Regions from separate parts of the Homo sapiens genome. Here region 2 is linked to region 1. Evidence: chromatin loops called from intact Hi-C (ENCODE). Cell type or tissue: IMR-90. All regions are shown on one strand. Links, peaks and the distances in the headings refer to the core of each region. The heading gives the core; the rest is flanking DNA. Region 1 holds the start of LOC105376253 (a long non-coding RNA gene). Region 2 overlaps CDK5RAP2 (CDK5 regulatory subunit associated protein 2).

What was found. A loop is a pair of places that touch in the nucleus more often than their neighbours do. Peaks named below come from ENCODE experiments on the same cell type or tissue, not always from the same donor. Only the 100,000 strongest peaks of a DNase experiment are listed, where the experiment ranks them.
Region 2: a loop joins it to region 1, with 4 times the contacts of the local background. A loop is called at or near these places in 2 of 110 quality-filtered maps.

Annotation. Positions count from the first base shown.
Region 1 is chr9:120,364,541-120,369,918 of GRCh38, forward strand. It overlaps LOC105376253 (a long non-coding RNA gene), which reads right to left and starts at 2,315. Exons shown (of 3, transcript XR_002956934.2): 1 at 2,128-2,315. RefSeq lists a silencer at 4,317-4,517. In IMR-90, for the core only: a CTCF peak has its summit at 2,376; a DNase peak (open chromatin) is centred at 2,311.
Region 2 is chr9:120,432,792-120,438,169 of GRCh38, forward strand. It overlaps CDK5RAP2 (CDK5 regulatory subunit associated protein 2), which reads right to left. Exons shown (of 38, transcript NM_018249.6): 25 at 4,504-4,736. Among named protein-coding and RNA genes, the nearest start is that of CDK5RAP2, 140 kb to the right of the region's middle. In IMR-90, for the core only: no CTCF peak of the experiment used is centred there; DNase peaks (open chromatin) are centred at 1,100, 1,970 and 2,510; H3K27ac peaks cover 2,152 bases.

The sequences.
Region 1 (5,378 bases), core at 115-5,114:
AAAAGGAAAAGAAATCAGGGGAAGTAAGGCAAGTAGAGAGGAATATTGATAGCTGTTATATACCCAAAAGTATATATATCATTCTATTATAAAGATATATGTGGCCAGGCACAGCGGCTCACGCCTTTAATCCTAGAATTTTGGGAGGCTAAGGCGAGCGGATCACGAGGTCAGGAGATCAAGACCATCCTGGCTAACATGGTGAATCCCCGTCTCTACTGAAATTACAAAAAATTAGCCGGGCGTGGTGGTGGGCGCCTGTAGTCCCTGCTACTCGGGAGACTGAGGCAGGAGAATGGCGTGAACCCGGGAGGCGGAGCTGGCAGTGAGTCAAGACCACGCCACTGCACTCCAGCCTGGGTGACAGAGCGAGACTCCATCTCAAAAAAGAAAAAAAAAAAAAAAAAAAAAAAAATATATATATATATATATGCATGTATGTGTATGTTTATTGCACCACTATCCACAATAGCAAAGATGTGGAGTCAACCTAAATATCCATCAGTGATAGATTGGATAAAGAGAATGTGGTACATAAACACCATGGAATACTATGCAGCCATAAAAAAGAATGAGATCATGTCCTTTGCAGAGACATGGATGGAGCTGGAAGCCACTATCCTTAGCAAACTAACACAGGAACAGAAAACCAAACACCACATGTTCTCACTCATAAGTGGGAGCTGAACGATGAGAACACATGGACACAGGGAGAGGAACAACACATACTGGGGCCTGTCAGAAGAGGGGAGAAGTGGGGAGAGGGCGAAGTTCAGGAAAAATAGCTAACGTGTGTTGGGCTTAACACTTAGGTGACAGGTCAATAGGTGCAGCAAACCACCGTGGCACACATTTACCTATGTAACAAACCTGCACATTCTGCACTTGTACCCCAGAATTTAAAATAATAAAAAAGAAAAGAAAAGAGGTTGAATTGGCTCATGGTTCTTCAAGCTGTATAGGGAATCATAGCGACTTCTGCTTCTGGGGAGGCCTCAGGAAACTTACAATTGTGGTGGAAGGCAAAGGGGAAGCAGGCTCATCTCACAGGGCCTGAGCAGAAAGGAGAGAGAGAAGAGGGGGAGGTTCACACACTTTTAAATGACCACATCTCATGAGAACTCACTCTCACTATCACAAGAACAGCACCAACAGGGAAATCTGTCCCCATGATTCAATCACCTCCCAGCAGGCCCCATCTCCAACACTGGGGATTACAATTCAACATGAGATTTGGGTGGGGACACAGATCCAAACCATATCACTGTTGAAACTGGATCATGGGCATCTGGGATTTCACCATGCTAGTCTCTGCTTTTGTATCTGTTTTAAAATGTTTGAAGTAAAAAAATAAGTAAAAACGCACCAACGAATTGACAGGGGAAAGCTGAGCAAACCACGATCCAAGACAGCAGAACTTACCCTGCGACTTCCAGAGAGGCTAAAAGAAGGTCCAGGCTCCAAGTCACTAATGCCAACAGCTGTGCTGGCCTCAGGGATGGGGATGTCATCAGGAGATTTGTCAAGGGGCTGCATTTGGGATGCTGGGGATACCTGCAGCCTTAGAGAACAGAAGGCACTAACGCCAAGCAGGATGAATGAGAAAGATGCAGCTCTAGGTGAGATTTTTGGCATTCCAAAGATAAGCAAGAAATTTTGTACCAGGCACACTGGGCTCATGCCTGTAATCCCAACACTTTGGGAGGCCAAGGCAGGCGGATGACTTGAGGTCAGGAGTTTCAGATCAGCCTGGCCAACATGGTGAAACCCCGTCTCTACTACAAAAAAGAAAAATTAGCCAGGCGTGGTGGCAGGTGCCTGTAATCCCAGCCACTTGGGAGGCGAGGCAGGATAATTGTTTGAACCTGGGAGGTGGGAATTGCAGTGAGCTGAGATCACGCCACTGCACTCCAGCCTGGGCAACAAGAGCGAGACTCCACCTCAAAAAAAAAAAAAAAGAGAGAAAATTTTAAACGCTTCTGGAGAGCAAAAACACTGCCTACCAAAGTTATCCACCCTACCGAATGCTGTAGGAAATAGCAAGGCCTCTATCTTAAATGCCTAGCGCTGCTGTAATCAATGACCACAGACTTAATGGCTTAAAACAACACAGATTTACTCTCTTACAGTTCTGGAGGTGAGAAGCCTGAAATGAGTTTCATTAGACAGAAACCAAGCTGTCCGACTGCACACCGTCCAGAGGCTCCAAAGGACACTCCGCTTGGTTTCCTGGCCTTTTCCAGCTTCTAGAGCTGCATTCCTTACATTCCTTGGCTCCCGGCCTCTTCCTGCTTCAAAGCCAGCAGGAGCACAGAACATTGCTTCAGTAGTCACATCATCTTCTTCCTCTCTAGATGAATCTCCCTCTACCTCCCTCTAGGAAGGACTCTTGGGATTACATTTAGGGCCCTCCTGAATAGTCCAGGATAATCTCTCCCTCTCAAGTTCCATAATCACATCTACAAAGTCCCCTTTGCCATATAATGTTCACAGATTCCAGGAATTAGGACCTGGATATTTTAGGGGAACCATTGAGCCTCCCACAGCTTCTAAATTCCAAAGAAAAGCAGTTTTACCCAGGGTTCTATAGTTCCACAGTTTGGAAAACAGTTCGGTGGTTCATCAACAAATTAAGCATAGAATTACCATACGATCTAACAATTTCACTCCTAAGCATCTACCCAAAATAACTGAAAGCAGGCTGGGCACAGTGGCTCACGCCTGTAATCCCAGCACTTTGGGAGGCCAAGGCGGGTGGATCATGAGGTCAGGAGATCGAGACCATCCTGGCTAACAAGGTGAAACCCCGTCTCTACTAAAAATACAAAAAAAAAATTAGCCGGGCATGGTGGCGGGCGCCTGTAGTCCCAGCTACTCGGGAGGCTGAGGCAGGAGAATGGCGTGAACCCGGGAAGCGGAGCTTGCAGTGAGCCGAGATTGCGCCACTGCAGTCCGCAGTCCGGCCTGGGCGACAGAGCGAGACTCCGTCTCAAAAAAAAAAAAAAAAAAATACAAAAAAATAGTTGGGCATGGCCTGTAGTCCCAGCTACCTGGGAGGCTGAAGTGGGAGAATCACCTGAGTCCAGGAGGTCGAGGCTGTAGTGAGCTGTGATTGCACCACTGCATTCCAGCCTGGGTGACAGGGTAAGACCCTGTCTCAAAAAAAAAAAAAGTAAAAAGAATTGAAAGCAGAAACTCAAACAAATATTGATACACAAATGTTCACAGCAACACTATTCACCATAGCCAAAAGGTGGAAACAACCCAAATATCCATCAATTGATGACAGGATAAATAAAATATGGTGCATCCATACAATGGAATATCATTCAGCTGTGAACAAGGAATGACGCACCCATACATGCTACAACATGGATGAACCTTAAAAACATTTTGTTACATGAAGAAGCCAGACACAAAAGGCCACATGTTATATGATTCCCTTTATATTAAATGTCCACAACAAGCAAATCCACAGAGATAGAAAGCAGATTAGTAGTTGCTGGGGGTGGTGAGAGGGAGGAATGAGGGGTGACTGCTTAATAGATGGAAGGTTTCCTTTTAGGGTAAGGAAAAAATTCTGGAACTAGACAGCAGCGATGAGTGCATGATATTATGAATGCGCTTAACACCACTGATTTATACACTTTAAAATCATTAAAATGGTAAGTTTGGCATTAAAGAGAAAAAGAGTAGACACAGGAAATAATGATATCTAAGGATAAGTTAAGATCAAGGAAAGTGCAAACCAAATTATAAGAGAATCTGCTGACCCTGATGTTTAGAACATTCCCTTTGAGCAGTAAGGGTTTCCAGACATAGAATTGATTACATTCTCATCTCTACAGGCCTAATCACATCACTTGGTTCTGCAGTGAGTATTTCCACAATCTAAAATATATAAATGATATTTTTATTGGGCTTAAAATTTTAGAAATAACCTATGGAGAAATCATGAAAGACCATTATGGTAACAGAGTGAATATAAATGTTATGAACCTTGACAATGTAAGAATAATTATTTAACAAGAATTGGGTGCAGATGGGAAACACAGAAGAAAGTGTAAGTACATGGACTTCTTTATTTTTCATAGCAGAGATCAATACTTACAATCCAAAAGAAATAAATCAAGAAATAGATAGTAGGTTATTAAAACTTAAAAAGGCAATCTGTAGAAGAAATAAGAATAATGTCTGTAACTGCAAAATTCAGCAAGGGACAGGAGAGTTGGAAGGCAATAAAGTGTGCTCAATTCCTCAACTTTCTCAGCAGAGAGGCAACAAATATGTCCAAAGAAGATGAGTCAAGAAATAGAACTATATTTAAAGCTTCAATTGTTGATAGACATCTGTTTTTGTTTGGTGAGAACACCCCTCTTTCCCTGGGGATACCCATTTGCATGTGTGAGGTAGGGCAGACCTGCCCTTGTGGCCACAGGAGTGGTCACATGACCCATCCTGGCCAATCAGAACCTTCCCTGGGACTTTTTCACCAGCACTGTTGGGGAAGATGCTGATTTTAGGCCAGCACTGTCAAGTCAGGAGAATGGTACCCTGGGGCTTTCTGTATCCATCTGCCTGCTACTGGACACGAATCTGCATATAGACTGAAGCAACATCAGAGCTGATGACATTATTGAATCCCTGGATGTGCCTGAAGCATATATTATTCTTCAGATTTCTGTTATCTTACCCATTGAATTCTCTCCTACCTCTTTTTTTGAGACAGACTCTCACTCTGTCACGCAGGCTGGAGAGCAGTGGCATGATCTCAGCTCATTTGCCGCCTCAACCTCCTGGGCTCGAGTGATCCTCCCACCTCAGCCTCCCAAGTAGTTGGAACTACAGGCACATGCCACCAGGCCTGGCTAATTTCTGTATTTTTTGTAGAGGCAGGGTTTCATCATGTTGCCCAAGCTGGTCTTGATCTCCCAGGCTCAAGCAGTCCACCCATCTCAGCCTCCCAAAGTGCTGGGATTGTAGGCATGAGGCACCATGCCGAGCTTGAATTCCCCTTTTGCTTAAAAAAAAAAGGCTGGGAAAGCCATTTGGCTCATATGTTCTGCTAATGTGTGGTGCTAACCCAGGGAATCTTCTAGAAAGAAGAGGAGTTCACCAGCAAGGAATTCCAGGAAAAGGTGTTAGAACCACAGCCCAAATGGTGACCCTAAGGCTTTCAGGATCAGGCCACCAGTGTTTTTCAGTGGCCAGAACACCATCTGGTACAGTGATGGTCACAAGGGGTGTGATCAAAACTCGACATTTGGACGGCCAGCCAAAAGTCCAAATCCTGCTAGGAGCTATGCAACTTGGACAAAATTCTTAGCATCTCTGACCTTAGCCTCCTTGTTACCAAAATAGAGATAATACTATCTACC
Region 2 (5,378 bases), core at 57-5,056, 68 kb after region 1:
CTGGTGCCAGAGGCACCCACTCTCAGCTCTCCACTTCCTAGGGCCTAGAGTGAGAGCCTTCAAGAAGAGGCCGACAGAAAATGACTTGGGCCTGGAAGATACGGCTTTATCATGAGGACCCAGATAGTTCTCCACTAATAAAATGAAAACTAGCTTATTTAGAATACCCTTAGCTACAAGGAAGTAGGTTTTCATAAAGCTGGGAAAAGTCAGGTACTCCTATATACCCTGGTCCTCAAAAGTCCTGGGAACCGGTATTAGCAAAACCAGTCTACAGCAGGTCTAAGCTGCTGGGCCCTTCGCAAAAGCTGGGGGAAAACATTCACTAGGCCCAGATGGGTAAACTATCCCATGTTCTATCCTGGAATTAAATGAACTATGTGGGCCATCATAAACCATCTATTTTGTACATATGAAGACAAGAGGAACAGAGTTAAATCCTGGTTCCGCCAAGTCAGTTGTGACTTTGAACAACAAACTCTTATTTGTTAAGTCTAAGTTCCTCACCTGAAAAACAGGCTGTTCTGAGGATTAAGCCCCAACTCACAGCAAGTACAAATACTAATAAGCACTCAGTACGTAAGAACCATGCACCCAGCACTGAGCCAAGCAAGGCTTCACATCCATAATTTAATTCTTACAAAGGCTCCACCAATTAGGTATTAGAATGCTAAGTTTACAGGTGAAAGAAGAAACTGAGGCAAGGAATTAAGTAAATTTCCCAAGGTACACAGCTTACGAGTGGGAAACCAGAGCTCTAATCTGGCCAGCCCAGCTCCAATGACTGCATTCTTCACTACTAGGCCCATTTATTTAAATATGTAAGGTTATTTCTCTATGCCTCAGTTCATCATCTATAAAACTGAACTAATACATTGTGCTTCCAAGGTCATTGTGAAGTTTAAATCAAATAACCTATATGATACCAACTATAATACAAGTAGCTCTAGTAGGAAAAGTTTTTTGTCCAGAGACCTGATTTAAAATCCCAGCTCTGCCATTCACTCCACAAATGGTCACAGATGAGTTGCTTACTCTCACTGGGCCACACTCTCCACAGCTGTAACACTAGATTCACTGACTCACTCACTCATTTATTCATTCTCTCAAAATATGTGTTACGTGTCCACCATACATCAAACGTTATCTATATCCTAGCACTACAGCAACAAACACAACAGACAAGATCCATGCACCCTTGTAGGGCTTACTTTCTACAGGGAAGGCAGAATAAAAAACATATAACATGCAAGATGGTTAAGATGGTTACGGGTAGTAAACACATAACATGCGAGATGGTTGTGGGTAGAACCGAGGAAAATAACACAGGGTAAGGGAAAAAGGGAATGTCAGTGATAGGCAGGGGTGCCTTGCTATTTCATAAAGAGCTGTCAAAGAGCACCTCGTTAATATGATGACATTTGAGACAAGGCCTGAAGGGATCAGGGACACCAGACAGAAGAGAAAGTGCAAAGCCCCTGAAGGAGGAGCTGGCCTGGGCATGCTAGAAAAACTGCAGGGTCAGTAGCTGGGGAGGGGAAGCAGGAGAGGGTGGGGCGGCAGAAGTAAGGAGAGAGTGCAGCCAGGGCGATGGTACAGGGCTTTGCAGGCCCTTATCTGGACTTTTACACTGAATGAAAAGGAAAGGCTTTGATTTGGGGGCAGAGATGGGACATGATCTGACTTACATTTTTAAAAGATCACTGATTATTGTGTGGAAAATGCACTACAGTGAGACAAGGATGGAAGCCCAGAGGCCAAACAGGAGAGGCCTGCAGCATCCAGGTGAGAGAAGAGAGGCGAGCTGAAGCGGTGGCAGCAATAATTGGTGGTGAGGACTGGTCAGGGATGGAAGACGTGCAGAAGGCGGGGCTGCACAGAGGCAGCCAGGGAGGGAGAGGAGAACTGAACTCTCAGTGGCATCGTCTGGAAGCCAAGTCAGCCAAGGAGGGAGGGATCAACACGTCAAATACTGCTGCAGTCTGAGCAAGATGAAGACTGAAAACTGATCCTTGGATTTGGCAAAGTGGAAGTTGTTAGTGTCAGGCAAACTGTTTCAGTGGAGGGGTTGAGATAACTCAGAGTCCAGTCCCAATGGGTTTAAGAGAGAAAGGGGAATGGAAAGCAATACTACTGGAGATAAGGGAAAAGGAGAAAAATAATGACTTCACACAGCAATTTAAAAGGATACAGTTTTGACTCTGGAATCATGCTAATGTTATACATATTCAAAAAATTAAATCAATAAAAATAGGGTAGAAAACTCTAAAATTGAATACAAATAAAAACAAATGAATCTAATTGTGTTTCAAATGACTAACCCAACAACAGCTGTACAAAGAATGAAACCAAACAACTTTTAAATTCAAGAACATACTATAATGTATTTTTAGCCTAAAAACAAAGAGAACTACTTTAATAAACAAATCTTAAACTCTTCCAGTGGGTTTGTTTTTCACAGTGGAAAGGGTGGAGTAATTCTGGAACTATGTGTATATATTACAGAACTGAGTAAATCAGCAGATATGGTGATGTTGTCAGAGCCAGGGTTCTTAGTGTTGGAGAAGGGAAGTAAAAATGTGGAAGCGGGAAAAACAGGAAAGAACCCAGTGAGTCTGGACTGGAATTAAAGGCACCATTGTGAAGTAATGATTTTTTTAAAAAATAAATTACACATTTACACACACACACACACACACACACACACACACGCCTGCTAAAGGGCCTAGACACAATGATACCCTCGTAGCAATGAACACACCTAGCACCAAATCTTGGTGGTTAAATATCATTCCTCACTAAAAGGAATCAAGGCTCTTGGAGAAATGGCTCATTCAGGGCAGAAGCAGTACAGGATGAGCATGGAAAATCTATTTTGTCCCAGAAAGTAAGGACGTACTCCCAAAAAGATGGAGACATGTCAAAAGAAACTGCCACTTACCAAATCTGGGACAATATAATATGAATGTCAGAATGGATAATAGTCCATTGAATAAAATAAGAATCTTTAAGCCCACACTGATCATAAACAAACAAGAAATATAGTAATAAAAGGAATTAATAGAGAATGCATTCTTCTAGTACATGCCACCTAATATAAATGAAGAAGGAATGTGATTAAAAAATGTTAGTGTTAGAAAAAAACTGTCATAGGAACATTTGACTCAGACAAGAATCATCAATATATGGTAAAACTCATGGTAGAAGTTTGAAGAGGAAGAGAATACTTACAGAATAACAAAGTATCTTCTACAAATTATTCATTACACAGGTTAATATAATTTACACTGGAGAAAACTGACAGACATTACCTTAAGGAAGTGATCAAAGTTAATATCACCAAAAACGGGATTAATATTGTGTGCCTCCTTAAGAAAACACCATAAGAACAAAATAATCTCTTATGCAGCATTCCTGCCAAAACTGCATAGCCAATCTAATCTAACCAATTTAATCTAATCATGAATTGAGTCTTGCGGAAAGAACAGATAATCCCAAAGCGAGGGGCTAGCCTGAACTATTGAAGTATGTTCACATCACGAAAAGAAGAAAGGGTGAGGAACTACTCCGGATTAAAGGAGACGAGAGACACATGACAACTAAATGTAACGTGGAGACTGGATCCCGGACCAGGATCAGGATCCAGAATAAACTGTCATAAAAGACATTATTGAATTAATTATAAAAATTCAAATATAGGCTGTATATTAGATAATAGTATATTAGACAACACCTTTTCTGATTGTGATAACAATACCATGGTTATGCACGAGAATTTCCTTGGTCTGAGGAACCACACCCTGAATTATCTAGGGAGAAAGGAACATCATAGCATCAATCCACTCTCATAGAGCTCAGAAAGATAATAATAGAGCGCGTGTGTGTACAGACAGGGAAAGATAAAACAAATGTGGCAAATGCTAACAACTGATGAAGCTGGGTGCACAGTAAATGGGAGTTCTTTGCTGTAGTCTCAAAAAAAAATTATTTTAAAAATTTTACCTAGCACATAGCAAAGGTTTCTTTCACCCTTCCTCTGGCCATCCTTAACTCTTCGATATACTTTTTAACTGATAAAAATTTTGCTTGGTTGACTGGATTTTTTGCTTGCCAACATTTAAAACACATGAGTTTTCACAAAAAAAAATAAATAAATAAAAAATCCCATCTTTTCTGGAAAATTTGTAAGATGCAAGAACTGGCAACTACGTGACCACTGCTGAGTGAGAGGCAGTGCCTTCTGGCTGGCTTCACTCATGTACCTCACCAGCCCGGCCCCTGAGGCGTCTAAACTGGACTCCTGGTTTGTAACAGTGCCGACCACAAGCCATGTGGAAGTGGTCACTGGGAGGAAGCAGCAGCCAGTGTGGTTCTGCTGTCACCTCATCAAGGCAGAGGGGTGAAAGATAACTAAGGCCAAGGAGTTAGCTCCTCCTGTGCCCCTCCAAGAAGTCCTGGGTCAATTACTGATGTCTTAAGACTCGCGTACCTCACCCTACCTACCGTTGAGAAATAGCTTTTCCAATTTCTCCAGCAGCTCAGCACATTGATTCAGCTGTTCCTGGAAACCCTCGGCCACACAGTAATCCACATCACTGGCCTGCAGCAACTCCTCAAATGCCTTAATCATGGTGTTCATGTGTTGACGGGAGATGACACAGATGCCATGGCCATCCTTAATCTGCTGCCGTTGAAGGGAGAGCTCCCTGGCTTGGGACTGAACTAATGAATCGTATCTGATAAAAGAGGGGAAAGAAAATACTTGGACCATTTTAGAATTGAATTTTTGTGACCTTAACACTAATTGGAAAAATGACAGAGTACAATTTTTAAAAGCCTGCAGCTGTACAAGTATATATACTTTTAGAAAAATTGAAACTGTACAAGGTCAGCTCTTCTTTGATTTCACACAGCCAACAAAGGCTGGAACAAAGATTCTTCTGCAACATTTTTAACCTTATAAAGCCCCCAATTAAAGTACAGATTGGCAAGAACTCAGGCAAACAATAAGTTTCCATACACTCTTCAAAAATACTATTCTGAATTGTAGAAACAAGTGCCCCAAGGGTCAGAGGATCTACCAAAAATTCTCATGAAGTGTGATAAAGAAAGTGTACCACAAAGAAAAAAAGACAGGACTCTCTCCTCCCGAACAAAACGTCACTGAATAATCATGATGCTAACTACCATTTACTGAGGGTCTAGGACCTGTCAGTAACTGAATTCAGTGCTTTATATGTTATCTGATCCTCTCAGTCTTCCAACAAATGTATAAATGTCCCCTTTTACAGAAGAATAAACTGACTGCAAAGCTAATTAAGTGGTAAAGATTTTGGATTCAAACACAATTCTCACTTTGAAGATCATTATGCAATATT